Regions from separate parts of the Homo sapiens genome. Here region 2 is linked to region 1. Evidence: chromatin loops called from intact Hi-C (ENCODE). Cell type or tissue: right lobe of liver. All regions are shown on one strand. Each heading gives the region's core, and the rest is flanking DNA. Links, peaks and the distances in the headings are about the cores only.

What was found. A loop is a pair of places that touch in the nucleus more often than their neighbours do. Peaks named below come from ENCODE experiments on the same cell type or tissue, not always from the same donor. Only the 100,000 strongest peaks of a DNase experiment are listed, where the experiment ranks them.
Region 2: a loop joins it to region 1, with 2.2 times the contacts of the local background. A loop is called at or near these places in 15 of 110 quality-filtered maps.

Annotation. Positions count from the first base shown.
Region 1 is chr3:14,907,062-14,922,960 of GRCh38, reverse strand. It overlaps FGD5 (FYVE, RhoGEF and PH domain containing 5), which reads right to left. Exons shown (of 20, transcript NM_152536.4): 10 at 15,250-15,321; 11 at 12,032-12,100; 12 at 5,629-5,712; 13 at 4,128-4,207; 14 at 944-1,043; 15 at 413-550. It overlaps LOC105376963 (a long non-coding RNA gene), which reads left to right. Exons shown (of 4, transcript XR_007095829.1): 2 at 1-660; 3 at 1,502-1,652; 4 at 2,478-2,614. Among named protein-coding and RNA genes, the nearest start is that of NR2C2, 33 kb to the left of the region's middle. RefSeq lists enhancers at 1-820, 1,336-1,835, 7,371-8,192, 8,193-9,015. In right lobe of liver, for the core only: a CTCF peak has its summit at 6,927; no DNase peak of the experiment used is centred there.
Region 2 is chr3:14,854,504-14,870,402 of GRCh38, reverse strand. It overlaps FGD5 (FYVE, RhoGEF and PH domain containing 5), which reads right to left. Exons shown (of 20, transcript NM_152536.4): 2 at 6,143-6,275. Among named protein-coding and RNA genes, the nearest start is that of FGD5, 43 kb to the right of the region's middle. RefSeq lists an enhancer at 6,238-6,819. In right lobe of liver, for the core only: a CTCF peak has its summit at 6,507; no DNase peak of the experiment used is centred there; H3K27ac peaks cover 2,089 bases.

The sequences.
Region 1 (15,899 bases), core at 4,804-9,803:
CCACCCACAACTGCCCCTAGGGAGCCCCAGGTTCTGATCATGGAGCTGTGCGTGTCCCCTACTTTTCCGGCAAGGCTTCATCTTGTTTCTGAGCCAGCGCCTATCTGCTTTTCTGATGAGCCCGCGCCCTTAACCACTACATGATACTTTTTTCTCCAAGCACAATAGCCACGTATGCTACGGTTTTCTGTTGAAAACGTGGTGGTGTGGAAGAGGCCTGGGACTTGGAGCTCTGGTTTGATGATCTATAAAATGGGAATTAGCAATCTGTTCCTCTCGGGTTGGTGTGAACATGCCTCACTCTGGGGCTTACAGTAGCTGCTGGACATCCCTGAGCCCCCGGCTGGGCAGGGACATGCCCTTCCCCCACCCCACCCCCATGCACACACTCACCCCAGATGCAGCGACTCACCTTGCCACAGGCGTGACAGTGATGACGCCGCAGGGTGAGGGAGAAGTCGCAGCCGCAGTTCATGCACATCATGACGTGTGTGACAGGCACCAGGGTGGGGGGCCTCTCCCCAAGGCTAACCCCCAGCCTCTCTCGTATCTGCAGCAACAGAATTGGCTGAGTAATGTGGAATGTGGCCAGGAGACCAGCCAGATGCAGAGCCCAGTGAGCCCTGCCCTGCGTCTCTGTGCAGGGTGTGTGATGTGTGGGTGAGTGGGTCTGATGTGAAAGGCCTCTCCTGCACCCTCCAGGATGCTCACCCTTGGTTGGGAAACAGCCAGACTGTGAGAACAAGACTGTGGGTGCTGGGCTCCTAGGTTACACGGAGGCCGCCCCTGACTAGGGTGGGAGCATGGCAGGGGTGTGGGGGGAGCCAGTGCCCCAAGACAGGAGCTACACGTCCATCTGGGTGTGAGTGGCAACAGCAATGCCCGCCCAGGGAACCCCAGGTCTCTGAAGCTGGTGGCCCGTGGGCCCTGCCCACCCACTCACCTCCACGCTATGGTGGAATGCAGCCAGCGCCTGGGCCTTGTAGTCCTCAGGGAGGGCTCTGCTCAGACAGCCATACCACTCGTCCCTCTCTGCACAGGAGCTGCGGGCATGGGCTGGAGTGAGCAAAGGCAGGAGCAGCTCTGCCTCCCACCCTCCATCTCGGCATGGATGAGGTTCTCACTCAGATGCCCCTTGAGCCTGCACCTCTCACACTGCCCAGAACCACCAGCAAAGAAGAGATCACCTGCCAGACTAGGTTTACGAGCAGACCACTGGTCCATTAGCTGTCCTTGGGTCTGTTTCTTCTTACACTGGAATAATGATATTCCCCTAACTCCCAGGGCTGCTGTGGGGATGAAGGGAGATGTGGGACGTGGAACCACATTGTCAACATTGTGCAAAAGCAAGAGACATTAGGAAGGCCCAGAGGGTCCCACACTTCAGGAGAAACGGGCTGGCAGGGGACAGAGGGCTGGGTACCTGTGGAGGATGAGGGGTAGGTGGGAGCTGGCAAAGGTAAACATCTGTGTCTCCCACCTTCCTCATCTCCCCACATAGCTTCCCAGACAGTCATCCAACAGGCACTTTCCAAGTCCCTGCTCTGCACCAGGGAGGGCTTCCTGAGTGGCAAGAGCTACGCCTGGGCTGGGTGCCAGCTAGCTGGGTGAAGTTCTCACAGTGTCCACTAGATGCCGCGCCTACACCACAGGTAAGTGTGCAGCCTGCCCCGGAAAGCAAGCATAAGGGCCCGCTGGCCTGGGCGGGAGCAGTGCTGCAGGGCAGAGGCTGAATCAGCATTGTGGGCAGCAAGACACCATGTCCCTAAAATGTGATGAATGGGTCCTGCGGTCCCCTGGGAGCTTCAAGTGTGAAGGGTCTGGACTAGCAGGAAGGTGACTGGCATGCTAAAGGCCACTGTCCTTGCCCTGGGAGATGGGCAGCCCCACCTGAAGGCCCACGTGTGGATCGTCACCACCCTCAAGTCATGGCCGGACTAACAGAAACTATTTGCTGGCAGCCTCCTGCCCTTGATTTTATCACAAGGAGAGGTGAGGCCACGACCCCCACCCAGGCATCACCTCCTCCAGGAAGCATTCCCTCACTCCTCCAGATGGGGCAGTCCCTCCTTTGGGTTTCCAAGCCCTTTTCTACTCCCTCATGCAGTAGACTGTAACAGATAAGAGCTCTGGTCCACACAGTCCTGGGTTCAAACTCCAGTTCCACCTCACCTGGCTGTGTGACCCTTTTGCAAGCCTCAACTCCCTATGCATGGAAGGAGCCGCAAACCCCAGCTCTAAGGGTGGTGATGAGGATCACGGCGGCGTCTGGGGCCTGACAGGTGTCCAATGCCTGTTACTGCTGTCATTACCACTATTAATTGTTACAGCAGTTACTGCCCTGCATCTGAAGCAGTTTACAACTCTCCTACCTGTAATGTGGGCTCCTGGAGAGCACAACAACGGCTAAATTGTTGCCAGACCTGGCACTGAGGTGTGGCTAATAAATGCTTAAATTTTTTTTTTTTTTGAGACAGGGTCTCACTATGTTGCCCAGGCTGGTCCCAAACTCCTGGCCTCAAGTAATCCTTCAGCCTCAGCCTCCCAGATTGATGGAATTACAGGTATAAGCCACCATGCCCCACCTAATAAATGATTTTAATGAGAAAATGCATCTATGAGAGTGCATGTGCATGAGTGCATTTAGATCCCATTTCACACTCAGAACCGCCCAATGCAGGATAAACCCCCATGTGATAGGCACTGCTGCCATCCCATCTCATGTGCTTGCTGAGAGTAGACACCCAAGCCCCAGAAGCCTTGCTGACCCCTGCCATGCACGTCCCTGGCTGAAGAGCTACTCTTGGCTGGAGGCATACCTCCCTGGTTTCCAAGCCCCCGAGAGCTTGAGCTTACCTTGCCCTGAAAGAAGGAAAAGGGGATGCTCTTTAAGGTCATGGTCTGAAGCCAGAGATGAGGATCCCAGGCAACCCGAGGGCCTGGAGAAAATGCAGACCTTTCTGATAGAAATGCCATGCCCCACTGTGGTCTAAATGTTTGTGTCCCCCCAAATTCAAATGCAGAAATCCTCTTCCCAAAGGTGCTGGTGTTGGGAGGCAGGGCCTTTGGGAGGTGATGAGGCCATGGGTGTGGAGCCCTCACGAATGAGATTAGTGCCCTTATACAAGAGGCCCCAGAGAGACCCTTGCTCCTCCCACCACATGAGGTGGCATTGTCTATGTGAGAAGGCACCGTCTTTGAACCAGGAAGCAGAACCTCACCAGACACCGAATCAGTCAGTGCCTTGACCTTGGACTTCCTGACCTGCAGCCTGTGGGAAATTTCTGTTGTTTATAAGTCACTCAGTTTATGGTATTTTTGTTTTTGTTTTTGTTTTTGTTTTGAGACGGAGTCTTGCTCTGTAGCCCAGGCTGGAGTGCAGTGGTGCAATCTCGGCTCACTGCAAGCTCCACCTCCCCGGTTCACGCCATTCTCCTGCCTCAGCCTCCCGAGTAGCTGCGACTACAGGTGCCTGCCACCACGCCCGGCTAATTTTTTGTATTTTTAGTAGAGACGGGGTTTCACTGTGTTAGCCAGGATGGCCTCGATCTTGTGACCTTGTGATCCATCCGCCTCGGCCTCCCAAAGGGCTGGGATTACAGGCGTGAGCCACCGCGCCCGGCCTGGTATTTTTGTTATAGTGGCCTGAATGGACTAAGACACCACACAGACAGGGCAACATAAGTGATGAACGCTCACTTATTATTTTTTTTCTCTCATCTTCTAGACAGGAACGCAAAAAGGCAGGCCACTTTATGAACAGCAGCACACAATACATTTTTTACTGGCCTTAACTTTTCGTGTTGCTGTAGAGACCCAATCATCCATAAAGAGCTCCACAAACATGAGACATTGCTATTGCCATATTTAAGCCATGGGCTCTAGAAACCCCTGAAGTTATATATAAAATTTTATGAGTGTGTACATTTTTTGGGGGGAGAAAAGTTTTTATCAAATTCCCCAAAAGGTTAAGAAACACTGAAAAGAAAAAAAGTCCTTTGACCCAGAAGGATACTTTGACCCAGAAGGATACCAAAATAAAAACAGCACATCCTTATCTGTTGTTCTGAACCTTCCCATGCTCACACCTCTGCCTTGTGCGCCATCCTCCCTCCACCTGCCCGTACCTCGCAGACAGCATCAGGCAGGACTCGGAAGTCTCAATCTTTAGAGCGTAGGGCACTTTCTCCATCACAGGGCGGCTGACCTGGAAAACCAACAGCAGCCTCCTTCAGGGTGGGGCAGGGAGGGGCAAGTGTAGACCGGCTTCTCCTGGCAGCAGATGAACAGAGGGACCATGTCCACCTACTGCCGTTCTCTAGCCTCAGGGCATACCTTTCTGTGATGGTAGGTGCTGTGGAAGGTGCCTGGCTGCCAGCTCCATCATTCTTGGCCACTCACCCACCGCTGGGAAGGCTGCAGAGCGTCATGCTCAGGGCCCAGCCCGGGCAACCCCAGGTGCACTGTCATGTTGGACAAGTACCTGCCAGTGACCACGTCTCCCATGCCTTTTTCTAACAGGCTCCTCGGTGGAGCCTTTGGTTCCAAAAGGGAACAAACCTCCATGCTGAGAAAGGTGCTTCCTCCTTCCCCTTCCCCATGGTAAAGAGCCTACAGGATCAAGAGAGATTGCACAGTGCCTCTCTCAGCTCTCCTGGCCATCCCTGCCTCTGCCCTTGACAATGACAACCGCCTGCGGCTCCACTGTCCCACCTCAGTGTTGCCCTCTCTAACTTCAGCCTCCTGTTGCACCAGAATTAACTTCCTAAAACCTCCTGCTCCTCAAAGTCCCCAACAGCTCCCAAGTGTTCCCATCTTCAGGACCAAGTTACACGGAGCTAAGCCCCACACATATGCCCATATTCACAGCAGTATTACTCACAACAGCCTAAAGGTGGAAGCCACCAGTGTCCATCGGCAGAGGATTGAATAAACACCATGTGGTCTATCCACACAATGGAAGGAAAATTCTGACCCATACTACAGATGACAGGGATCAACCTTGAGGACACTGTGCTAAGTGAAACAAGGATCAATACTGTGTGACTCCTCATTCGAGGTACCCATAGTAGTCAAATTCATGGACATAGAAAGTAGAATGGTAGGTGCCAGGGGCTGAGAAGGAGGGGAATGGAGAGTTGGTTTTTAATGTGGGCAGAGTTTCAGTCTGGGGAGAGGAAAGAGTTCTGAGATGGATGGTGGTGCTGGATACACAGCAATGTAAATGTGCTTAGTGCCACAGAACTGTACATTTAAAAATGGTTACTTTTAAAATGATATGTGTATTTTATCACAATTAAAAAAATTACCAACCACCTGCTTGTTCCCCCAACCCAGGCCCTTCCTTATGCATTTTCCTCCTCATAGGATGCCCCTCCTTCCCTTCCTTCCTGATCCGACCAAATATTATCCACTCTAAGGGTTCAGTCTCCTCTTCCAAGAAGCCCTCCATCCCCCTCCCCTTTCCCTGGGCAACTTACAGCACAAACTTGCTGTAGCCCAACACTGTTTCCGCAGGGCCTCCCTCTTCCAGCTGGTCTGGGTGCTCCTGGGAGCAGGATGCTGTCCCCTTCTCCCCTGGGGTCTCCCTGTCCCCCAACCCGGGGGTACCTGGCACCAGATATTTACCTTCATGTTGGCCACAGCCAATGTGTTCTTCAGCCGGTACTTCCCATCCTTCTGGGGATAGGTGTACAGGAGCACATCGTTCATCTGGAGAGAGGGAAACCCTATGAGAGGACCCTGGCCCCAGAAGGCTGCGCCAGGCTTCTGTCCTCAAAGGATCCCTGAGCTCCGCTGTGCACAGGCATCTTGTATTCCTCAGTAACCCCCACAGGTGAGCAAAAACGTTGCGGCCAAAATGTGAGCCCCTTCCTTGCCACTCTACTCCTGGTTCGATGCTTGAGAGGAATAAATGCATATGCCCTCAAGAAGTCGTGTGAGTATGTTCATAGTGGCTTTATTTGTAACAGCCAGAAAGTAGGGACAATTCCAATGTCTATCTGCAGGTGAATGGATAAACAAACTGGTCTATCCATATACCACAGAATACCTTATAGCAGCCAGAAGGAACATGCCACCAATACACACCACCACGTGGATGCATCTCAAAATCATGCTGAGTGAAGAAGCGAGGCACAAAAGAGTATATGCTGTTTGATGACATTTCTGTGACACTCCAGAATAGGCAGAACTAATCTAAATAGGGACAAAAGTCAGGCCAGTGGTTGATGGGGGCCCCCAGGGTTGGGAGAAATGAACTCCAAACGGGCACAGAGGAACTTTCTGGAGGTTGGAAATGTTCCACATCTCGACCCAGGTGGTGGTTACACTGTGATATACACTTGTCAGTACCAACTAACACATATGCTTAAGGTTGATGCATTTCACTATAAAAATAAAGCTCGATAAAGTATAGCTAAGGAAGGGTTGGGAGACACCCTGAGGACAGGGAAGTGGTGGGCCCTGCTTGCTGCTGTACTTCCAGGTCCCTTCACAGAGTAGGTGCTCAATTAATATTTGTTGAATGAACAACTAAAGCTCTCCCCACAGCAGGGCAGACAGAAAGACATGTAATGAAAGTCACTTTATCTCCTTAGGAGAGAGTATTTCTGGTTAGCTAAACGGTTTCAGGTGTGAGAAGATGACATCACGCTCAGGGTTGTAAATCCTGACCATATTATGGACCAGCGTTGAGACTATGACCAAGCCCTTTCCTCAGCTGAGTCTCAGCTTCCTCTGGGAAATGGGAGACACCACCACCATTACTTTATCGTGGACACAGAGAGAATGCCCTCTCTATATGTGACCAACATTAACCTGGGGTGAGCCCTTTTCACATGGGGCCAAATGAACCAGAATAAGCCCACTAAACATGGAGCCAACATGAACCAGGGGAGTCCTCTACACATGACACCAACATCAACCAGGGGGAGCCCTATGCACATGGCAACATCAACCAGGGCAAGCCCTCTCCACATGGCAATAACATGAACCAGGGTGAGCCCTGTACAAATGATGCCAACATCAGCCAGGGTGAACCCTGTACACATGGTGCCAACATGAACCAGGGTGAGCCCTGTACAAATGACGCCAACATCAGCCAGGGTGAACCCTGTACACATGGTGCCAACATGAACCAGGGTGAGCCCTGTCCACCTGGGAACATGAACCAGGGTGAGCCCTGTCCACCTGGGAACATGAACCAGGGAGAGCCCTGTGCACATGGCACCAATGTGAACCAAAGTGAGCCCTGTACACACGATGCCAACATGAACTAGGGTGAGCTCTGTACACAAAATGCCAACATGAACTAGGGTGAGCCCCGGACATATGGCGCCAACATCAACCAGGATGAGCCCTAAACACATGGTGCCAACATGAACCAGAGAGAGCCCTCTACACATGGTGCCAACATGAACCAAAGTGAACGCTCTACACATAGTGTCAACATAAACCAGAGTGAGCCCTGGACACATGGCACCAGTGTGAACCAAGGCAAGTCCTCTACACATGATGCTGACATGAACCAAGGAGAGCCACGCAGGCATGGAGGAAAACATAAAGTAGGGATGTGTAAGGATGGAACAAGACACTGCATGTGAAAAGTCAGAATGAATACTTCTTTTCCCTGGATAGACAGAGCCTGCTGAGGGAACAGAATGAGTTTTCCCACAGCTAGCTCTTCTCAGGACTCCAAGGTTCCAGCCATGGCAATGCAGGAGACTTGGCCCACCAATGACCCCCTCCATGGGACCTCAGGAACCCCTCCCTCTCTCCGGGCCTTGCTGTGTCCCAGTAGAGTTGGAGTAGGTGGGGGTTGGGGCACTGTCCTGTAGGGGCCAGGTATGGAATGCTTCAGGCCTCCGCCTCCAGCCCTCAACTCTGCTGCTGTGCAAAGCAGCCACAGACAACCCATGATGGAATGCATGTGGCTGTGTTCCCACAGAACTTTATCAACAAAAATCGGTGTCTGGCTGGCTTTGGCCTGCAGCTCTAGTTTGTGAAGCCCTGTTCTTGCCCTGCCTTCTAAGAGTGACAGGCACTACAGTGCATTGACACCGATTCTGCACCAGGCGCTGGACCAAAACCCTGACTTCACTCCCACAGTCCTAACGTGCACTCCCACAGTCCTAACGCACAGGCACCATGATCATCATCCTCATTGCCAAGAGGGAGAAACTGAGGCCCAGAGAGGCCAGAGGCCATGCCTGAGGTCACAGCTAGCAGGTAGTGGAGCCAGGGGTATGGCTTGATGAGTGTCCCTCCAGTGTGCTCGGGAGGGAATGTCAGGGCTGCTCTCACAGTGAACCTGTGCACAGGTTCATGAACCTTGCCCATGAACCCTCCCAGACCCAGGGAACTGACCTATGTCACTAGGGAGAGCAGCCCCAGCCTCTCTGTGATGGCCCCTCAAGTTCCTGCTGCCATGGCAACTGCCATGAGCACCCCGAGGTCTCCTTCGCCTTTCGGGACCAGGCTACGTCCTAATTTGCCCATGGCTCTCCTGCCTGCTTCAAAGTATATGCTTTACAGCCCCAGCTTGGAGGAAGGAGGAAGAGCCCATCATGAATGGGTAGGGGGGCTTCCCACTGTAAGAAGCCACCAGGGGGCAGCCCCACCTGCAGCTCAAGGACGTCGCTGCCTGGTAGACACTTTCCGCAGTCTAACAACACTGCTGGGCGTGGGCGCCCAGATGCCCCAACTCTGTTCTGCAGTTCAGATTATTTTCTGAAACTGGCACCTTTGAGGAAGAAAAATTCTTCCTAAGTGTGTTTGTTCACCATGGCACTCCCTGGCTTGAGCACCTGTCGGGCCGCCCTCCTCCCATGTATCCCTCCATTAGAGAGTTATCAACACTGCTCAGTGGAAGGGCTGCGCTGAGCCAGAGGAAGAAGAGGACCCAGCTTCAGACTGTGGGGCTGATGGCCTAATCACAGCAGGGTAATCAGAGGGATGCAGGCCTATCCCTGAGGGAAGGAGATGTTCTGATAAAGGGCCATGCCAGACGGGGGGAGTGTGGGGAAGAAGAGAAGCAGGGCTAGAGGAGGAGGAGGGAGAGGGGAAACGGGGGTGGTGGCTAGGCTTCCATAGAAGGTGCTATCTGAGCTTGGCTTGAAGGGGAGGAGCTGGCACCCTTCTCAAAGAGCTTCAGGTGTGTGAGGGCCAGTGAGCCAAGACCAGGGACAGATGAAGTGGAGGACGAGGTGAGGACAGATTGGGGAAAGCCAGGCTGTTGTGTCTGTTCCTGGCATTCAAGGTCCCTGGGAGAGGTGCAGAGATCAGAGGGGCATGGCCAGAGGAGGTGGCCAGATGCAAATGGCTGAGGGGCCAAGACAGAGCTCTGCCCTGTGCCATCTGCCGCCTCACTGCTTCCCTTGTTTTAAAGATCAGGGAGCTGAGGCTCGGGGAGGTAATGGGATGTGCTCATGGGTCTCACACCAGTAGCTGTCAGAGCTGGGGTCTGCATCTGGGGTCTGCATCTGGTCTGTCTGCCTCCCCATTGCCATCCGGTATGGCCTCCCTTTTGCGTCCTGAAGAGGGGGAATTCACGGGGACCCAACTCCCTGCAGGGCTGTGCTGGGGCAGGGAGCTGATGAGATCTATAGCTCTAGATAGAGAGGGAGGACCTGTGTCCCATGGAACAACTGTCAGCGGGAAGGGAGAAACTGTTACAACTACTATCAGATAAGCGGCTTCTACCTGCCAGGCATGTAATTAAATGCCAGGAATTTAATTCTCAAAACCACCCAGTCTTTCCACTTTCCTGGGGGGAGACTTGAGGCTCGCACATGTCTGTGAGTTGTCTAAGGGTCACAGAAGTAGTAAGTGTACCATGGAGCAGGATCTAACCAGCTCTGTCTGGCTCATTACCTGCCCCTACATTTGGGGATTTCTCTCAATGGAGAGAATTTTTTTTTTTTTTGAGATGGAATCTCACTCTGTCGCCCAGGCTGGAGTGTAATGGCGCAATCTGAGCTCACTGCAACCCCCACCTCCTGGGTTCAAGCAATTCTCCTGCCTCTGCCTCCTGAGTAGCTAGGACTACAGGGACACGCCACCATGCCTGGCTCATTTTTTGTATTTTTAGTAGAGATGGGGTTTCACCATGTTCACCAGGCTGGTCTTGAACTCCAGACCTTGTGACCCGCCTGCCTCGGCCTCCCAAAGTGCTGCAATTACAGGCAAGAGCCACCGTGCCTGGCCAAGAATTTCTAAAATTTAGACTTGTCTAACATGGAATAAAAAATGTCTTCCACTATTGGACTCCAAGACCCACAGCAGGGCAAAGGCCATGTCTACACACCAGCACAGTTCCTGGCATGCAGAGGAGATGGATAATAAGCTGCAGAATGAATGAATGTTACAGCAGGCAGTGAGCTCCCCAACACTGGAGGTGTGTAAGCAGAGGTTAAAAAAAACGACCTAGAGAAAAGGACTCAGGCATCTGTGGGGGCTTTGAAACCCTTCTGAGAACCCAAATCTAAACCACGCACTGCTTGGCTCTCAGATCTCTCTCAAAATCCCCCCTGGGGTCCACTCTCCTCTTGCCTGCAGCTAAATCTCGCCCACTGCAGAACCGACCAGCCAGAGTGAGGGGTTCTCATGGGAGGAAAGAAATAGCTCTTAGGAGGGAGGGAAGGGAGGGAGACTCTGGACTTGGGTCACCTAGTGCCTCATGCAGAGCCTGAGGCCACCAGCCATCGGGGCCCAGCACACCCTGCCAGCACTGCAGGCTCCACACTTCTGCCCAGGCTCAGGATTTCTCCACCAGCACCACCAGCTCTCTCTGGAATTCAGTCCTCAAGTGGCCCCTCTACGGGTAGGGCCTATTTGGGGCATGGGGAAGACCCCACTCACGAGCAGAAGGGTCTGGCTGCAGACAAAGACTTCTTGAGGCTCACAGAACTCCTCCAACACACCACACTCCTCATGCCTCTATCCTCTGCTTAGGCCCTTACCTCTCCTGAAATGCCCTTCCTTGGTGCACCTGCCAAACTCCCATCCTTCCTCCAGGGCTGAACTCGGGTAGAATTTTCTTCAGAAAACATATGAAACACTGAGCACAGTGTGCGCACCCAGCAGACACTCCAGACACGGCGGCGCTGCCGTGGCTGTGGCTCCTCTTCTCTTCACCCCTGGCCCTCCTTAGTCCTCTTTGCTTCCACGGCACCCGAGATCCCTCCATATCGCGCTCATAACTCTGCATTTACAATGGGCTGTCTGCTTGCTTCTCCCTCCCATTGGACTCTGAAGGCTGAGGGCAAGACCTGGGATTTTTCTTTGTTTCCAGCACCAGCACACACGAGGTGCTCAGTCAACGCCTGGAACAGAGAGAGCTCGTAGACTCTTACCACAGCCTGTCTCTCCCACTGCACACGGTGCTTTGACGAAGTATGAGGAAGCTGGGAGAGGCAGCCATGGCGGACAGGAACAAGGAATGAAAGCAGAAATGCAGGAGCAAGAGAAAAACTGTGCCCAGCAGAGGGCTTAAAAGGCATGGCCACTTGGAGGTCTCAGGATTGGGGCACTCAACAGCCACTAAGGCCGATAAAGATATACCCTAGGCCTGGACACTCCCTGGTATGGAAGACTCCAGTTGTCCATAAGCAAAAATGTTATCTTACATCCTGTCTCCTGCACAGTAGAGAAAGTGCTGGACTTGGGTCACAACGCTTGGCTCCTCCTGGACTTCTGCCACCATCCCCCTGGGAGGCCTAGCTACAGCGACTTTCCTTTCTGGACCTCAGTTCTCTGAGCATTAGATAAGGTGGTTGACAGATATTTAAGGTGGGGATGTGGGTAACTACATCTTGCCAACATTCCACTCAAAATCATTCAAATAACAAATGAGTGGTGGGCGTGGTGTCCAAGGGTGAAGCTCTCAGCTGTCCAGAATGATCCTCACCCCCAAATGTCTGCTCTGTTCTACTCTCCTCTCACCCTATTCCACTTGTCCTTGAATAATGGCCCTAGAAAACCTCATAGAACTTGGCAGTTCCTGAGCTGGGCTTGGGGACCGGGCACTTACCAGAAATAGGTGCCGGGGCCGTCTGTTTTTCCCTGTTACTTTCATCAGCGTCCCTTCCTTCAGAAACTCCTGTGGGGAGAGAAGCAGAACTTGGCGGTCAGGCTGATGCCCCCTGAATCCCAGACAAGGGTGCAGGGGAGGCCCCTGAGTGGAAACTTAAATCAATCCCAGACAAGGGTGCAGGGGAGGCCCCTGAGTGGAAACTTAAATCATAAAGCCTCCCAGAGAACCCGAGAGCAGCTAGCAGATAAATCCCTGCTCATGAGAGAGGTGCTGTATATGCTAGAGCAGGGCTTGGATCATAGTCCTGAAAGACACCACCCTGAATATCATAATCCCTAAAGTCTAAATCTCAGAAGTCTAAAATCCTTAACATTAAAAATTCCAAAAATCAGGCTGGGTGCCATGGTGTGTGTCTGCAGCCTAAGACACAGTTGAAAGGATCACTTGAGCTCAGGAGTCCAAGACCAGCCTGGGCAACTTACTAAGACCCTGTCTCAAAAAACAAAACACTCACAAAATTCTGAAAATCACAATCACAGGAAAGCTGCATTATGTTAGGTGGAATTATTACCCTGTTATTGTCTTTGTTTGGAAATTAAGTATGATTTAAGGAGATGCGTGCGGGTGCCAAGTTGACAAGCGTTGGACTTGTGATGGTTAATTTTTAGGCATCAACTTGACTGGATTGAGGAACACCTGGAAACCTGGCAAAGCAATTCACCATGCTCTGTATTACATTCTGCATCATTTCCAATACTGGAGGTATAAATTGTATACAGACTTTTACAGGTTTCTAATTCATTTTATGTATTTTTTATTTTTATTTTTTTGCAAATTTGGCTTCATGAAAAGTGCATTATCACAACCAGGCGTGGTGGCTCACGCCTGTAATCCCAGCACTTTGGGAGGCTGAGGCAGGCAGATCACAGGGTCAGGAGTTCAAAACCAGCCTGGCCAATATGGTGAAACTCTGTCTCTACTAAAAATACAAAAATTAGATGGGTGTGGTGGTGCGTGCCTGTAGTCCCAGCTACTCGGGAGGCTGAGGCAGAAGAATCATTTGAACCCAGGAGGCGGAGGTTGCAGTGAGTCTAGATAGCCACTGAACTCTGCACTCCAGTCTGGGCAACAGAGCAAGACTCTGTCTCCAAAAAAAAAAAAAAAAGAAAAGAAAAGAAAAGAAAAGTGCATTATCACAATGTTGAATTTGTGTGTAAGCACTGTGTATGTACTTAAAAACACAAACTTCCTCAATGAATGGAGATATCCTCTTTGTACATTTGCATTTGTGAAAGATAAAATTTCCTGAGATCTTTGCTCTGTGGGTGGCTGCATGTACTGTGGTGACCCATCACAGTTTTTAACTGAGCTCATCAAAAGACTTCGGTTATCTGTCATGGTATTTCAGATGACCACAGTTATAAGGCTGGGCGCATACAATTACTAACCATAGTGACATACACTGATACATTTCCCTGTTTGACCTTCTTTTTTATGAATATGGTTTGTGTGCTCATGACTGTTTGACCCGTGGAACTATTGTTAGCACACAGCAGCATTTATGCTTGCAAAATTATATATGTTCGTAGTGCCTATTTTATTGTATAAAGTGGCCTATGAAGTATTCTGTTGTGTTTTTGTGTTTCTTAAATAAATTCCCGCTGGGCACAGTGGCTCACGCCTGTAATCCCAGCACTTTGCGAGGCTGAGGCAGGCTGATCACCTGAGGTCGGGAGTTTGAGACCAGCCTGACCAACATGGAGAAACCCCGTCTCTACTAAAAATACAAAATTAGCCAGGCATGGTGGCACATGCCTGTAATCCCAGCTATTCGGGAGGCTGAGGCAGGAGAATTGCTTGAACCGGGGAGGCGGAGGTTGCAGTGAGCCAAGATCGCACTCCAGCCTGGGCAACAAGAGCTAAACTCCAGCTCAAAAGAATGAATGAATGAATGGATGAATGAATGAATGAATGAATAAATAAATAAATAAATAAATAAATAAATTCCCTTTTTATTTATTATTTTTATTTATTTATTTATTCTTTTGGGAGGGAGTCTCGCACTGTCGCCCGGGCTGGAGTGCAATGGCGCGATCTCGGCTCACTGCAACCTCTGCCTCCTGGGTTTAAGCGATTATCCTGCCTCAGCCTCCCGAGTAGCTGGGACTACAGGCCACCACATCTGGCTAATTTTTTGTATTTTTAGTAGAGAAGGGGTTTCACTATGCTAGCCAGACTGATCTCGAACTCCTGACCTTGTGATCTGCCTGCCTCAGCCTCCCAAAGTGCTGGGATTACAGGCATGAGCCACCACACCCGGCCCCATAAATTCCCCTTTTAAAAATATAAATATCTTTAAAATATTTTTCTAAATTATTTTTTCCAGAATTATATTTTTGGGATTTTGATCTTTTGGGATTTCAACGTTTGGGATCATGGTGCTCAAGACTGTGTCTTTCAGGATTCTGGGTGGTCCAAGCCATGACTCCCTCCTTGGTTTGTACCCACGAGGAGTCCATTCAGAACAGAGCCTCGGAAGGTCTACTAAAACAGCTGAAGACCTGGGAACAGCTGCTATAGCCCCCGTAATTCTGGAGATACAAATAGATGTTTAAGAAACAATTTACCAAACTCATGATCACTAAATGTAACTTTACAGAATCTCAGTCCCATGAGACACCTGCTAATCTTGAGTAAAATTCCCCTGAGCATGTACTTTCATTCCTTTGTCTCTTGTCCTTTATGGAGCACAACTGGTAATGAACATTTTTTACTGTTTTTAAGCTGAGTTTTACATTTTCCATTTGGAAGCTTTAAAGAGAGTGGATTTATCTCCTCAAGAATGTTATTTTTAAGAAAATTTCTAAGGGTTTGCTCTTGGGAGATCATTTTCTGTTTTCCCAGCAACTCTGCACTGAAAATATTTGGTGCTTCCTCTCCTTGGAGGTGAGGAGAGCCACAGGGAACACAGAAAAAACCTGGCGCTGAGTCTTTAACTGCTCTGCAGGCAACACATGGGGTGGAGAACCCCAGGGAAGGCAGCCTAGGACTGCGGCCAGGAGAATCCAGTGAGCCCACGCCCACCCGCCTGCCTGCCCTCCATGGGTAGACAGCACCTGCAGCCAGGCCTGTCTGGGGCCAGCCCAGTGAACAATGGGGCTTATCGGAGCCTCGCCCAGCCACCCTCTGCCCCTACCCATGGTGGCGGCACTCACCCTTCCTGGCTGGAGGAGATCCCCTTGGCCCCGGACGCTGTGCTCAATGTGGACCAGCTTCTGCAGGTTTTCCTGTGGGTGGGAATGGGGTGAGGGAGAGATGGTCAGGGCCCCTACCAGGCGTCTTATCTCCTCTGTAAGGCATGGCGTTGCTTCTGTTTCAGACAAAAATGAAGCCCGGAAAGGCCTGCCCCAAATCCAACCTCCTGTACAAGGCAGGACTGGGATCCGAGCCTGGGTCTGCAGGGAGCCACCACCATGGCTCTATGTGCTGTGGAGCCGGCTGCCTGGCCTCACTGTGCTGTCCAGCATCCCTGTGTTTCTCTGGACAACTGCTCCTACGCTCTCTAAGCCTATGTCTCTCATGAGGTCTGGAGCATGGGGACTTCATCGGACCCAAGGCTGGCCTCAGGCCCTCCTGGCTTGTAGCCCATGAAACACAGCACCTGCAGAGGAAACTGGATCCACACTCTGTGGAGCCTCGTGGTTAGAAAAATAAGTGTGCCTTGTCAGTACTTCACTGGGTTAGCCACAAAATGTAAAGTAACAGCCCCCTGTCTCCTCTGCACAGCACCCCACAATCCTAGATACAACAAGCGCCCACCCTGTGGGCAGGTGCCCCTTGAACCTTACACAGGGCAGGTTCTAAA
Region 2 (15,899 bases), core at 4,273-9,272, 52 kb after region 1:
TTGTGCAGCACCAGCGACAGCAGTAAGGGAGGTGGAGGAGTGAGGGAGGCTTCAATATGGCCATGGCCTGAGGGAAGACCTGACGAATCTCTCCAGCTCCCGCTCCCCTTCTTTCCCCAACCTCACCTTGCTCCAGCCACAATGACCTCCTAGGCTCTGGCTCACAGACTCTCTCCGCCCTCCTGCCCTTGCACTGCTCTCCTCTGCCTGGAAGGCTCTGCCCTAGGGCTTCACAGTGCGGGCTCCCTCATGCCATTCGGGCTCCCTCATGCCATTCCGTTCCCTCACAGATGTGTCTTCCTCATCCAAGAGCCCCTCCCTGGGAATTGGAACCCTTCTGCGCTATTGGCAGGAATGTTAAGAGGGTGTGGCTGCTGTGGAAAACTATATGGCAGTTCCTCAAAAAACTAAACACAGAATCGCCATATAATACAGCAATCCCACTTCAGGGCATATACTTACAAGAACTGAAAGCAGGGTCTTAGAGAGATCTGTGCACCCACGTTCACAGCAGTACCATTCGCAACAGCCAAGAGGTGAAAGCAACCCATGCATCTGTCAATGAATGAATGGGCAAACAAAATACAGTCCACCCATACAACGGAATCAAACTCAGTATTAAAGGGGAAAGAATTCCAACCCATGCTACAGAGTGGATGAACCTTGAGGACATTATGCTAAGTCTATAAGCCACTCACAAAAGAGCAAATACTGTAGGATTCCACTCATGTGAAGTCCCTAGAGTAACTGAACTCATAGAGACAGGAAGTGGAACGGTGGCTGCCAGGGGATAGGGGAGGAGGAATGGGGAGTCAGTGTCTAAAGGGGGCAGAGTTTCAGTTTGGGAAGAGGAAAAAGCTCTGGAAATGAATGGTGTTGATGGCTGCATGGCAATGTAATGTGCTTCATGCTACTGCACTGCACACTTAAAAATGGTTACGATGGTGGATTTTATGTTATGTGTATTTTCCCACAATTTTTTAAAAATAGAAAAATGAAGGCATTCTGTGTCTAAGATGCCCCCACCCCCAATCCCAGGAGCTCTGTTCCTCACGACCATAGCCAGTTTTGTTTGTTTGTTTGTTTGTTTGTATTGTTGTTGTTGTCTTAAGACAGAGTCTTGCTCTGTCGCCCAGGTTAGAGTGCAGTGGCTCGATCTTGGCTCACTGCAACCTCTGCCTCCCGGATTCAAGCAATTCTCCTGCCTTAGCCTCCAAAGTAGCTGGGACTACAGGCACGTGCCACCACACCCAGATAATTTTTTGTATTTTTAGTAGAGACGGGGTTTGACCATGTGAGCTAGGATGGTCTTGATCTCCTGACCTCGTGATCCGCCCACCTCAGCCTCCCAAAGTGCTGGGATTACAGGTGTGAGCCACCGTGCCTGGCTGCCAGTTTGTTTTTTATAGCACTTGTTACCACCTAATCCCATCTTAGGAGTTTTCTGGTTTACCTTCCATCCCCTTCTCTAGAATGTGAAACTCCAACAGGGCAGGCAGGGACTGGTCTGACTTGTCATTGCTGTGTCTTCAGCCCTTGAAAGGGTGCTTGCATGTTGGTCCTCCCTGACAATGAGCCAGGCACAGAGTAGACGCTCAGTATATATTTAATAAATAAGTTTCTGTGGAAGAAGAGGAGGGACTGGGAGTAACTGAGTGAAGATACAGACAGAAGAGAGGCAGACAGTGGAGAAAGTTCATGTTCACTAGGAGATGAGTATTGTTTTCTGGGAGTGGGAAGCACAGGCTGTGGTTCAGAGCCCCTTCCCCGGGGCCCAGGAGAAGCAAGAGTTTGCAGTGGAGCCAGTGTGCAGCTGTGAATCTAGCTCTAGAAGTCCATAGCACAGAGAAAGTGCATGGTGGTGTTTAACCCCAGCTGGGGACTGGTCCAATGGCAACAACCAGGGCTCAGGTGGACCCTTTAATTGGGGGCGGATGGTCAAGGTGAGGCTACAGGTGCAAGGACCAGGGACACCGGTCAGCCGGCCCGGCAAGAGCAGAGCTCTGGGCATGTGGGCCCTGCTGGGCAGGAGCAGACCTGCCACAGAGGGCGTGAGGACAGGAAGGGTCTGTTCCAGAAACAGGCCAGACTGGGAAACAAATGTGGCCATGAGACTCAGGTGGGGGAGGGGGTCCCTGGGAGGGGCTGCTGGCTACTGGGCTGGTCTCGGGGGAGCTGGTATTTAGCCTGAAAAGGCCCCATTAGACTCATTGTCAGGGAGGGCCGACACGTCAGCGAGTCTTTGAATGTCTCCTTTCATAAGGAGAGCTATTTTTAAGTCTTTCTTGCTTTCCTTCTCTCCCTTCCTCTTTCCTTCCACCTACAGCCTTTGTGTGTCTACGAGTGGGAGCGAGGAGAGGTCAGACATGTGGGTGGACCAGTGGGGCTCAGCCTCCTGTCCTGCTCCCAAAACCTCTCCTATCATGACTTGGCTGCTCCAAAACATCCAGGAAGGGTAGGCCTCACCACTGCACCCCCAAAAACACCTCCCGGGGCCCACAGGGTGACCACTCCTCAATCACACCTTCCCTGGTCTGCTCTTCTGAGGTGGTGGAGACAGAAAATCTTGCTCCCACGTCCCACACGATGTGACTAGGGCATGGAGATGAGAGGTCTTTGCCTTTTGGAGAAACTGAATTCTAAACCACAGTGGAAGACAAATGAGGATGGAGACATGACCCTTCTCCCCACCCCCACCCTACCAAAAATCTTCCTGCAGAAAAGTGGGGAAGGTCACTCACTTGGGAAACCTCCCTTCCCATCTCCACAGTGGTTCCGTGGTTGGGGAGCTCTGGGCACCAAGGGTGGCCAGGGAGTCTGCTGTCACAGCCTCTTGGGGGACTGTCACATGGTAGTGGATATGGAGATTTAAAATATGCCTGCTCTCTGGTCCATTGATTGCCTTCTGGGATCTACCCTTCAGAAAACCTTTTATGTGCATAAGGAGGTATGTGAACAAGTTCACTGCAATGCTGATGAAACTAGAAACACTGTAAGAATACTGCAGTGAGGAGATGGCTAAATAAACCATAGCACATCTGGAAAATGGAATACTATGCAGCCAGAAAAACATTTAACTCAGAACTCTATGTATCAATGTGGGAATACCTCTGGGATATTACTGAAGGAACCCAACTAAGTTACTTCAGGTTTCTTATAGTTTGATATCATATATGTAAAAACAACAAATCCACAAAACAATATACTGTGTGTTTAAGGGAATGGGGAATAGGAATGAGAGTTCGAGGGGACTTTCACCCTCATCTGCAGTGATTTACATATTCCGTGGTAGAGCATGCCTTGTGCAATTAAAGTGTAGGTTTTGACTTCAATTCTGGTATATAATGCAAGCCTTATAAAGAAGAATGAGGGGGAGGAGGGCACGGATGTCCAACCCTATAGCTGATGAGAAGTCTGGACTCTGGTGAGTGAACTGACCTGCTGGAAAGATGAGCCTAGACTCACCCACCCCCTCCCTGCTCTTGGGATGACCGGATGGATGCTCCTGCCTCTGACCCTGGCCTTGCTCTGGCTGGCCACAGGCTCTGCCTGGCTCTGGCCCCCACAGGACACATGAAGGACCCCTGTCCATGGCAGGGCTGCCCCAGCTTCATGACCCCAGTGCGTCACTGCTGAGTCCCGGCTGAACTTGGGCAGATTGCTTCCCTGTTCAGGCTCCTAGTCTCAATCAAAAGCTCTGACCTTGGTATGCTTCTTTCCTGAGTGGCATGCATTGTTCTAGTTCTCCTTAGACTTATTTACCTTCGTAACTATTCTGAAGCAGGTACTATTACTACTATCCCAACCTTACAGATGGGGAATCCTACGAGCAGAGTGGTCAGGAAGTTGCCCAAGTCACTCAGCCAGCAAGGGACAAAGCTGAGTCTGAACTTCTTAGTCCCTAGGCTGCTCTACCTCTTGCTAGCTCCTTAGTCCTGGGAGTGTCCAAGCAGTGGCCGGGAGACCAGATCCTGGGTAATAGCCAATGTCCAGGGCCCCAGAATTGCACATTCATACCTTTAGAATGGTTCTGAGCAGGACAGGCCCTCTCTTTCCATACTCCCCCTCTGTCTCAAGGATTCAGAAACAACAGATAATTACTACACCCCTATTGTATGGCCGGCACTCTCACATTTGTGTTCCCATTCAACCCTCCCACAGCCCCGCAGTTACTATTAGTGCTCTCTTTCAGAGATGGGGAATGACTGGCCTGCAGTGACATAGCCGGAAGAAGAGATGTGGGGGGTCCCAGAGGAGGGTTTAAAAGAGAACTCAGTGACCGTGGTGGGGTACATCACAAGGCGGGTGGGGACTCTGAGGTACAGAGTTGTGCATGGTGGGCTCCACTGCTCCATCAGCCCTCCGACGTTCTCGCGGCCAGTACCCAATTCCTGGTTTCAGGGTGGGGACCAAATCTCTGATGGCAACTATCTCTTTCTGCTCCCAGATTCCATGACCTCAGGGATGCCCAGAAAAGCCAAAATCATCTCTAAATGGGCACGACTAACTCAAGGCTCTCCTCCCTTCTCCACAAGGAGACAATACTCCTTCTTGGGAGAGGAGGAGTGGAGAGGTCAGAGAAGGCCCGCAGTGATAGGCAACACTGGACTTGGAGCCAGCCAGAGCTGTGCTTGAGACCTGACCCCTTCATTCACTAGCTGTGTGGCCTTGGGCAAGTTACTTAACCTCTCAGAACCTCTGTGTCCTCAACTGTAAAACAGGAGTAATGGTGCCAACTTTGAAGTTGTTGTAAGGAGTCAAGGAGATGACAAACATGGACAACCTCAGGACAGTGCCAGATACGTGGCTCAGTACCTAGAGAGGAAGAGGCAGCGGGGAGATGAGTGAGAGGGGAAGGGGGTGGGGAGGGTGTGAAGGAGCCACTGGAGAGAGAAGGGACTGAGGGGGAAGAGGCAGGAGAAGAGGGGAGTAACTCTCTTGAGGGCTCCTGTAGCACTTGGTAGGTAACTTTATGAAAACACAGTCCAGAGAGATCAATGGACTTTTAAAAGAAATCACCTTTGTGGAGAGAAAATGAGATATCCCCATTTGGCCAATGCTTGGTAAGTGTCAGGCACCTGTGCTGAGTGCATTCACTTGCAATGGTCTTTAATCAATGTAGCAAAACTAACCTAGGCTTGGAAGGGGAGGGATGATGGAGAGTGGGAGGCAGGTGCCGAAAAAGGTGCTGAGGTCTGCTGGGAAGCGGGCGAAGGGGGCGCTTCACTCTTTGCCTCTCCAGTCACCTCTCAACATGCAGGCATGGCCTGGCAGATGGGTGGGTTGGGTGGGGGCATTTCACCCTTCCTAGCCCATTTCCCTGCAGTGGTTGTGTCCCCCGCAGAACAAATGCCTAAGCCCCATATCACCCCGTGATGCTTCCTGGGATGCCACCTACCAGTCACATGCCTAGGCCTGCTCTTCACCTCTGCCCATTTCTGCAAATGTACATTGTGGGAAAGGATTCATGACTCTGAGAAGGGGTGTATGGAAAGGCTGGGACTTTGTCAGTGAGTAGGTGAAGGCCGGCTCACCATGAGTGTCCAATAGAGAGTGTATATTATCCCCATCAGCACTGATGCACCCGTGCCCAGCAATGAGGTCTGGGTCTTCACTGTGACGTGGCCCCCAACTCACCATCAGCCTCTAGACAGCAACCTCCCTCCAGCAACTCCATCCCCTCACAGCACTGCTGCAGGGCCAGGGAAACCAGCTTTCATCTAAAACTTTTCAGTTCACAAAATTCCCTGATAGCCTTTAACACATCTCACCCTCATGATTTCCACTTCACAGATGAGGAAACTGAGGCCCAGGGTGTCCAAGGTCATTAGAAGCTAGGCTGGTCTTCATTCAAATCAGGCAGCTCTATTCCACATCATCCACAAAGCCTCCAGAAAGCCCCAAACTTCATCAGACTCCAGAGAATACCGGCATGAGCAGTTGCCCTTGCATCACTGAGGCCAGTCCCCAGAAGGCGATGCTTCCTAGCGCCCTGATGCTGCGTGTCTCAGCCCCTGCATCCAGCTGGGGCCAGCTATCTGCAAACAGCTCCGTCCGCACCAAGGGAAGGAGCAGATCTGTTACAGCCATCTCTCCACCCTCACGTCTCCGATGCCCACGGCCTACCTGTGGGGTGCCCTACCTTGTGGGTGACACTGGGGTCTCTTGAAGCACTGTCCTCCTCCTCCGAGCTTCTCTGCTCTTCATCCGACGTAAGGTCCTCTTTGGGGGCTGCCGACGAGATGGGACAGACTTTGTAGGGCTCTGTGTAGGCGCTGGGTCAAAGCAGGGGAAAGAAGGGTTAAAGCTTTTTGTTTAGCATAGGCAAAGTGAACCTACCAGGGGTCCCATTCATGCCATGGGGACAGAAAACAAGTAGTAAGACTCAGGCACAAAATTCCTACTTCCCCACCCCCAGCCACACTGGCTTCCATTTGGAGCCCTGAACACACCAGGCTCTTGCTGCCCAGTGCCTTGGCACACGTTAAGACAGACTCACTTCCCTGCAGACAGGGGGCAGGCTCCCCTGCCAGAGGAAGGCCCGAATAACTCAGGATGCGGGCAGAAGATGTTGAATCTGGGTGGTCTGGGATCTGGACTGGCCTGGTCAGGCGGCAGGGTTAGTCCTTAAGGTGGCCGTGTGCTCTGGGCCTGAGTAAGGGATGCAATGATGTGGTGGACAGAATCCAGGACGTGTGTTCCAGCCCCTAGTCCCGGCCTTGCCATCGGCTAGATTGCAGACAAGACATAGCTCAGGGCATCAGTTCCCACTCAGCTGCATAGCAACAAGGATTCCTGTCTCACCTTCTTGGCAGGTGCTGTGAGCATCACAGCTCATTTAGGTGTGACAGTCTCATGTCTCTATGCCTGTGACTACTCTCCACAGGCGTTGCCAGTAAATAATGAACATAGCAGTCAGCACATATTTACTGACTGTCTGCTTTAAGCAGGCATGGGCTAGGCATCGAGTAAAACACTGGTGAGTGAAGCAGACATGGTCCCTGTCCTCAAATGTGAACTCATGCACAATCACAAACTGTGATCCCCACAGCAGGGGCTCTCAGCCCTTCTCTCTACACAGCAGACTGATTATTCCACAAAAGACTGTGCCCTTCTCCTGCCCAAAAACCTTCAGTGGCTCCCTCTTGCCATTGGCAACGTGGCCCCAGACAACTCACAAACCTTTCTTCCTACTCAAAATTTGGTCTTATTAAATCCTTACCAAATACTCCTGCCCTCTGGGAATGCCTGGATGAGATACTGGAATGACTGACGGATGGCAGGACGGAAGGGAGCAGCCACTTCCTGAACTGCCTGGGCCAAGCTTTCCCTCAGGCCCTGGCCCAGGCAGGGGGAAGTGAGGCGGGTGGGGGACATCAGGGGAGGAGAAACAGCCTTAGGGAATAGCTGAGCTAGGAGCCTATCCTGGAGCTCCTCAAGTATCTTTCATAGGAGCCAGAACCGCAGGTACCCAACCCCAGAGTACCTGTAGCCTAAGCAGCTTGGGGCTCTGCCAAGGCCAGAGCAGGGTCCCCTGCTCCACAAGGGGCTATAGGGCCAGACAGAGCAAGGACAAGGTGGCCTGTCTCTGCCTGGGCCTCCACTGACATAATGGGTTGGAGGTGGGGACTGTGGCTGCACACTTGTGTACAGAGGCAAACCCAGTCCTCACCAAGGTTGAGCCACGACTCAACCTACTAGCCAACAGGCTACCCTCTGGTCAGACCTCTTTCTTCTTCCTTTTCAAAAACATTGCTTTTTGGCCTTCTCTTTCAAATGATGAGGTGTTTTACAACAAGCCATATACCTACTACCAAGGTATACAAAGAAATAACACCCCGCCAGGCTTGCTGAGGTGTGCCAAAGCCTCCCTCCTGTCTCAGGGTCACCTCCACCTCCGCTGCAAGTCACCGTGCTGCCAAGGGCCACCAGCTCCCTCCACTGAGGAGTGGTCCCCAGCCTAAAGGTCAGGGACAACTCACCTGTTCGGCAGAGCTCAGATCAGGCTCAGTAAAGTGACTGCATGGACTGGTCTCACAAAACCCTCACTCCCCTCCCTCCAGAGCTGCCTGCATCAATTTGCAACCCTTTTTCCAGCAGACTTGGAGTGGAGTCCTGCCCTCCTTCTGAGAGAAACAGCCACCTCAGGCAGCAGGAGCAGGTGGTGCTCTATCCAGGATAAGCAGTAAGGATGAGGGATGCAGCAGTTAGCAGCACTCCTACCACTCCTCCTCCACATCCAAAAGGAAGGTGCATGCCAGGCAGAAAGCCAGAAACCCGAGTGTCTCCTAGCACAGCCACTATGTGAGCGTCAGGCTTACCTTCCTCCCAGGCTTACCTTCAAATACCTCCCAACCATACATCTAGCATCTCTAGCACAGCCTCTGCTGGCCAGGCCACCTCCTGCCTGAACATTTGTAACTGGTGCCTTCCTGAGCTCTCTGACTTCACCCTGGCTGTCACCCAATCTGTTCTCCACCCAGTGGCCATAATGACCATCTCAAAACCCAATCTGATCATGCTGTCCCCTGGCTTAACTTCTTCAGGGGCATTCCAGGGCTGCTGGGATTTGGCCCCAAGAGCTCAGCCTGTCCAGCAAGCCTGCGGGACCTGGGGAGGGCAAGGTGGGCACCCTCAGCTCCTGCTGCTGCTGCTGTGGTCTCCCCAGCATCAGACGCTGCTGGGCATCACAGAACCTGGGGGCTCTGCCTCAAGCCAAGCAGGGGGTGGTTTCCATGAGTCAGAGCCATGGGTGATACAGGGGAGAGGGCTCACGGAAGCCAAACCCCTGGAAAGGGGAAGGAGATAGCTCGAGGTCACGCGGCAAATCTGAGCTGACATACACTGCCTCTGAAGGTGCCTCTCTCCATGCTTGGTCCCTTTTAGAGACCTGAAAGCAGATGCAGTTGGGCCTGTCACTGCAGTGATATGTGGAGTTGGGTCTTGGGTGGGCCTTTGCTTTTGTTGTTATTTTACTTCTGTAAGTCAGTGGAGTGCGGAGATGAGAGCTCATGCTCTTGAGTTAGGCTTCCTGGGTTCAGATTCTGGCTTGGCTGTTTGTTGGCTGTGTTTAACCTCTCCAAGCCTCAGCAGTGCTCAGTTAACAGTGAGTTACATAACATCAGACATTCAGAATAGTTCCCAACACATGACAACTCAATAAACGTCAGCTTTCTTCACGATCAGCTCTGTATTCTCCTGTCCCTTCCTGTCTTTGTGCTTCCCAAACCCGAGCCACTCCCCCGTCTTCAGCGTGGCCGTTGCTGCCTCCAGCTGTTCTATCATTTGCCTCATGTTTTCTTTAAGTTAACTCATTTATAACACTTGCTACCAACTCTGGCCTCATCATCCTAAGTGATAATACCTGTGAGGTCATATGCTGTATTCTTTTAACACTGTATTTTTAAATGTATTATTATTTTTAGACACAGGGTCTTGCTCTGCTGCCTGAGCTGGAGTGCACTGGTATGATCATAGCTCACCGCAGCCTCAACCTCCTGGGTTCAAGCAATCCTCCCGCCACAGCCTCTCCAGTAGTTAAGGACTACAGGCACACACCACCATGTTCAGCTAATTTTTAAATTTTTTTTTTTTAAAAAAGGGGTCTCACTATGTTGGCCACACTGGACTCTAACTCCTGGGTTCAAGCAATCCTCCCACCTCAGCATCCCCAGTAGCTGGAATTATAGGTATATGCCACCACACCCGGACCCTTTTAACACTTTAAAATAAACCGTATAATTATTAAATTATAATAACGTGTTTGACTAAAGTTATCTTGCTCATATTGGAGGTGCACAGACCTCACAGATGAACCTGGTTACTTCTGATCCTCAATTCAGCCTCAGCCATGGCAGTCGTGGAGCCCATGCAGATGGCCCTCCTCTTATTCTACTTCTTTATCTGATTCTGTTTTCCAGAAAGATCACTAAAACAGATGTTAGGGGCAAAGGTTCAGGTGCTCTGATATTTCTGGCTCATTTATTTCACTGTCCTATATAGGAATTATGAGTACAACAAATGGGGATAAGTCACCATTAGAAATGTGCTGGTTCCTGCCTTCAGGAAAGTGAAAGACGTTTAGGCTCTCAACACTTAAAGGAAGCCCCGCTGAAGCCCAGAGAGTGGACAAACCAGACTCATTGATGGGGCCATTGGGCCACGGTCCACGACAAGACATTCCTGTGGGCCACAGCCACGGCATACCTAGGGGTGTCAAAATGTGGACTTGTGGGGCCTCATCCCCTGCCAAAAGCCAAGCCAGTCCCACTCCTGTCATTGGGCGTTTCTTCCCATTCCCTGCTCCCAGATGCACTTCACCTCCTCCCTTGACCCCCTCCTGTGTTTTGAATTTCTGTTCACTCAGAATTGTAAATGTTTAGTTGTGACCATGATGTATTGTTTGGGTCAGTGTCCCTTTCCAATGCATACTAATATATTATGGTTATTATATATGAATATATTTAATGACATGGAAACAGTTGTTGATTTTCTAAGTTTCTTTCCCTTTTTGGGGGGGGAGTGGTTCGAGTTGTAATGGACCCAGATGGAACTTGTAACATGGGCCATACATGATAGAACCAAATTCAGATATCACTAAATAAAATCTTGTACACTGAGCTGTAAAAACAAAACAAAACAAAGGAAATGTGCTTTTACTGTTGATCAAGGGGTACAAAGTTTCAAACAGGCATGAGGAATGGGTTTTGAGACTACTGCACAGCAGGGTGACTGCAGTCAATAATAAGTATTACATATTTCAAAATAAGAGTAACCTTTCTTCTTTCTTTCTTTTCTTTTGGGTAAGGGTAACTTTTCTTTCTTTCTTTTATTATTTTTTTTTGGGGGGAGGTCTCGCTCTGTCACCCAGGCTGGAGTGCAGTGTGATGTGATCTCTGCTAAGTGCAACCTCTGCTTTCTAGGTTCAAGTGATTCTTGAGCCTCCGCCTCCCGAGTAGCTGGGATTACAGGTGCAAGCCATTATGCCCAGCTAATTTTTGTATTTTTTAATAGAGACAGGGATTCACCATCTTGGCCAGGCTGGTCTCGAACTCCTCACCTCAAGCGATCTGCCCGCCTCAGCCTCCCAAAGTGCCGGGATTACAGGCACGAGCCACTGTGCCTGGCCAACTAACAGTAACTTTCAAATGTCTTACCATAAAAATGATAAGGCGATGGATATGTTAATGACCTTGATTTAATTATGCCACATTGTATACATATACTAAAACATCACATTGTACCCCATAAATGTATAGGATTATGATTTGTCAATCAAAAATTATAGTAATACATTTTTAAAGGTCTAGAAATGTCTTTAAAATATGCACTTCCACAACATGAAAGAGCAAGTATGATACAATGCCTTTGCAGAGTCAATGAAAAAATGGCAGCAACAGACCCTATCTTAAACAGAAGTTAGCAGTAAAATAAACAAATCAAAACGTTCTGATACTAAAACCAAGGCTGTCAACATGGCTGCTCCCATCGACCCTGGTATTGCTACGAGGTTGATTATACACAGGGCAAGGAAACACCTCTGACAGATACATGTTAACCTCTTCCCAAATGCTGTGACAGACCTGGCAGAACTGTGTCCTGGGCAAGTAACCACGTCTTCCCTTGGGGAAAAAGATTGGGAACACTTACATATCATATCTATCTCCCCAGTCTGCCAACAGAAACCTCCGAGATGAGTACTCTGCTCAGTATGGTCAAAGGAAGCCTGCAAGGCTCTATATTTTCAGCTATCTGGTGCCTGCCTGGTTTTTCATTCATTCAAAAAAATTCCTATTACGAGCCGTCTGTTCTAGACTCTGTACTACAGGTACTGAGGGTACAGTGTCTATAGTCTCTCTAGTAAAAATGCCCATTATAATCATAACTGGATGAGGTGTTATCTTCAGGTGGATTCCTTGAGCATACCAATATACTACATATGAGAAAGCCCTCTAACCCAACTACCTACCCATCCACTCATTCACCCATCTATCTATTCATCTATCTATCCATCCATCCATCCATCCATCCATCCATCCATCCATCCACCCACCCACCCGCTTCAGGACACTGGACATCTGACCATCCACTCACCCTTCCAGCCATCCTTCCATCTACTCACTCAGCCATCCCTCCTTCTCACCCATCCCCTCACACTCACTCACCAAATATGGCTCAGCTTCTACTTCATGGAGCTAACACAAGGAGGGATCAAAGATGACTCAAGTACTCTCTCTGGCCTCAGACACAGTACAGTGCAAATTACTTCTGAGCCCAGAGAGAGTACAGAGTGAAGTCTTCTGAGCCTATCCTCTTCACCAGCACTTTGCACTGTACTCTGGGTACTTTACTGTACTCTCTGGCCTCAGAGGTGGAGAGGGTGGGCTCAGACAGACTGCCTGGGTGGAATCCCAGCTGTGCCACTTCAAGCAAGTTTCTTAATCTCTCCGTGTCTCAGCTTTTTTTTTTTTCCAGTTTCATCTATAAAACAGGGGTGATAGTAATATAGGTATAGATTATTTAGAGGATTCATTGAAATAATGCAACAAAGGCACTCAGAAGTGGCACAAAGAAGGTCCTCATTAGATATTAGCTACTGGTGGTGTTTCCATAGCCTGACAGCAACAGACGAAATAAGTTTATCAGAATAGCCCATCAGAACAATGAAAATGCAGACTGCCCCATCCTTCCATCAGCTGGTATCTTTCTGCTCTCTAGCGGACACTAAGGGTGGTTCAGAACCAGTAGAAAGGCCCCCATCTCTACAGTACCTTACAACTTATAGGCAACTTCATATCTGTTTCCTTGCTGAAGTCTCCCGGTTGCCCAGGGCTCAGTGCCTTTGTTTTCTCAAGCCCCAAACCAGGACCAAGGATCTGAAACTTTGCTGTATGTTAAGTGAGGAAGGACATTTGAGAGATAGTTTGGAGGCCAAAAGGATGAAATTTCAGTAGGGCTCAGTGGCTCAAGCCTGTAATCCCAACACTTTGGGAAGCTGAAGCAGGAGGATCGCTTGAAGCCAGCAGTTCAAGACCACTCTTGGCAACAAAATGAGATCCCGTCTCTAAAATAAAAAAAATTAGCTGAATGTAGTGGCTCATCCCTATAGCTATTAGCCTCAGCTACTTGGGAGGCTGAGGCAGGAGAATTGCTTGAGCCTGGGGGGGTGGAGGCTGCTGGTCACACCACTGCACTCCAGCAGCCTGGGTGACAGAGCAAGGCCCTGTCTCTAGAACAAAAAAAAAAAAGGATGACATTTCTAACCATTATTTCAAGAGTTTAAAGGACAGAAAAATCATTTGATAATATTCAACATCCCTTCGTGATAAAAACTCTCAATAAATTAGGTGCAGAAGGAAAGTACCTCAACATAATAATGGCCATATATGATAAATCCACAGCTGACATCTTACTGTTAGCTTTTATCTTTTCCTCTAAGAACTGGAGCAAAACAAAGGTGTCCACTCTCACCACCATTCTTCAACATACTACTGAGAGTCCTAGCCAGAGCAATAAGGCAAGAGAAAGAAATAAAAGGCATCCAAATTAGAAAGGAAGAAGTCAAACTGTCCCTGTTTGCAGATGACATAATCTTATATATAGAAAACCCTAAATATTCTACCAAAAACCTCTTAGAGCTGATAAACTCAGTAAAGTTGCAGGATACATAATCAATATATAAAAATCCGTAGCATTTCTATACATGAACAATAAACTAGCTGAGAACGATTTTTCAAGAGCTACAAAAAAAAAATCACAATACTACATTTACAATAGCTACAAGAAAAGCCCAATCTAGAAATAAATTTAACTAAGAAGGTGAAAGACTTCTACAAGAAAAAACATAAAACACTGATGAAAAAAATCAAAGAGGATACCAACAAATAGACATTCCATGCTCATGGATCAGAAGAATTACTATTGTAAAAATGACAATACTTACCCAAAGCAATTTACAGATTCAACATAATCCCCATCAAAATACTAATGACATTCTTCACAGAAACAGAAATTAAAATTCTAAAATTTACATGGAGCCACAAAAGACCCAAATAGCCAAAGCAATCCTGAGCCAAAAGAATAAAGCTGGGGGCACCACATTACCAGACTTCAAAATATACTACAAAGCTATAGTAACCAAAAAAGCATGGCACTGGAATAAAAACAGACACACAGAACAAGGGAACAAAATAGAGAACCCAGAAATTAATCCATATATATACAGACAACTAATGTTTTGACAAAAGTGCCAAGAACATTCACTGGAGAAAGGACAGTCTAAATGGGTCTGGGAAAACTGAATATCCATATGTAGAGGAATGAAACTAGATCCTTACCTCTCATGCTATAAAAAAAATCAACCTCAAAAGGGATCAAAGACCTAAATGTAAGACCCAAAACTATAAAACTAGTAGAAGAAAACATAGGAGAAATGCTTCAGGGCATTGGTCTGGGAAAATATTTTATGACTAAGACCTCAAAAACACAGGCAACAAAAGTAAAAATAAACAAATGGGATTATATCAAACAACAAAGCATCTGTACAGCAAAGGAAATCATCAACAGAGTGAAAAGACAACCTACAGAATGGGAGAAAATATCTGCAAACTACTCATCCGACAGGGGATTAATATCCAGAATAGATAAGAAACTCAAAGGTCTTAACAGAAAAAACATACACACACACACAAAAACCCAATCTGATTAAAAAGATGGGTAAATGATATGAATAGACATTTCTCAAAAAAAAAACATACAAATGGCCAACAAGTATATTTTTAAAATGTCCACATCACTAATCACTAGGGAAATGCCAATCAAAACCACAATGAGATATCATCTCACACCTGTTAGAATGGCTATTATCAAAAAGACGCAAGATAACAAATGCTGGCAAGGATGTGGAGAAAAGGGAACTCTTCTACACTGCTGATGGGAATGTAAATCAGTAGAGCCACTATGGAGAACAATATGGAGATTCCTCAAAGAACTACAAATAGAACTACCATGTGATCCAGCAATCCTACTACTGGGCATTTATCCAAAGGAAAGAAAATCAGTATATGGAGGAGACATCTACACCTCCATCTTTACTGCAGCACTATTCACAGTAGCTGAGATACAGAATCAACCTAGGTATCCAACAACAGATGAATGGATAATGAAAATACATACACAACGGAACACTATTCAGCCATAAAAAAGAAAGAAATCCTGTCATTTGTTGCAACATGAATGGGATTGGAGGACATTATGTTAAGTGAAATAAGCGAGGAACAGAAAGTTAAACACTGCATGTTCTCACTCATATGTGGAAACTAAAAAAAAGCTAACCTCATAGACGTAAAAAGTGGAACAGAGGATACTAGAGGCTGGGAAGGATAGGAGTAAGGTGAGGATAGGGAGAGATCTGTAAAAGAATAAAAGATACAGCCAGATAAGAGGAATAAGTTCTAGGGTTCCATAGCACTGTAGGAGGACTACAGTTATCAATCATATATTATATAGTTTCAAATAGCTAGGAGGAGGATATTGAATGTTCCCAACACAAAGAAATGATCAACGTTTGAGATGATGGTATGCTAACTATCCTGATCTGATCTATAAATTACATATATCAAAACATCACTATGGACCTAATGAATATGTACAATTATTATTTGTCAATTTAAAAAATAAAAGAGGGCCAGGTCTGCTGGCTCACACTTGTAATCCCAGCACTTTGGAAGGCTGAGGCGGGAGCATTGACTGAGCCCAGGAGTCTTTGAGATCAGCCCTGGCAACACAGCAAGACCTCCCATACCTACAAAAAATTAAAAAACTAGCTAGGTGCAGTGGTGCACACCTGTAGTCCTAGCTACTTGGGAGGCTAGGGCAGGAGGATCACTTGAGCCCAGGAG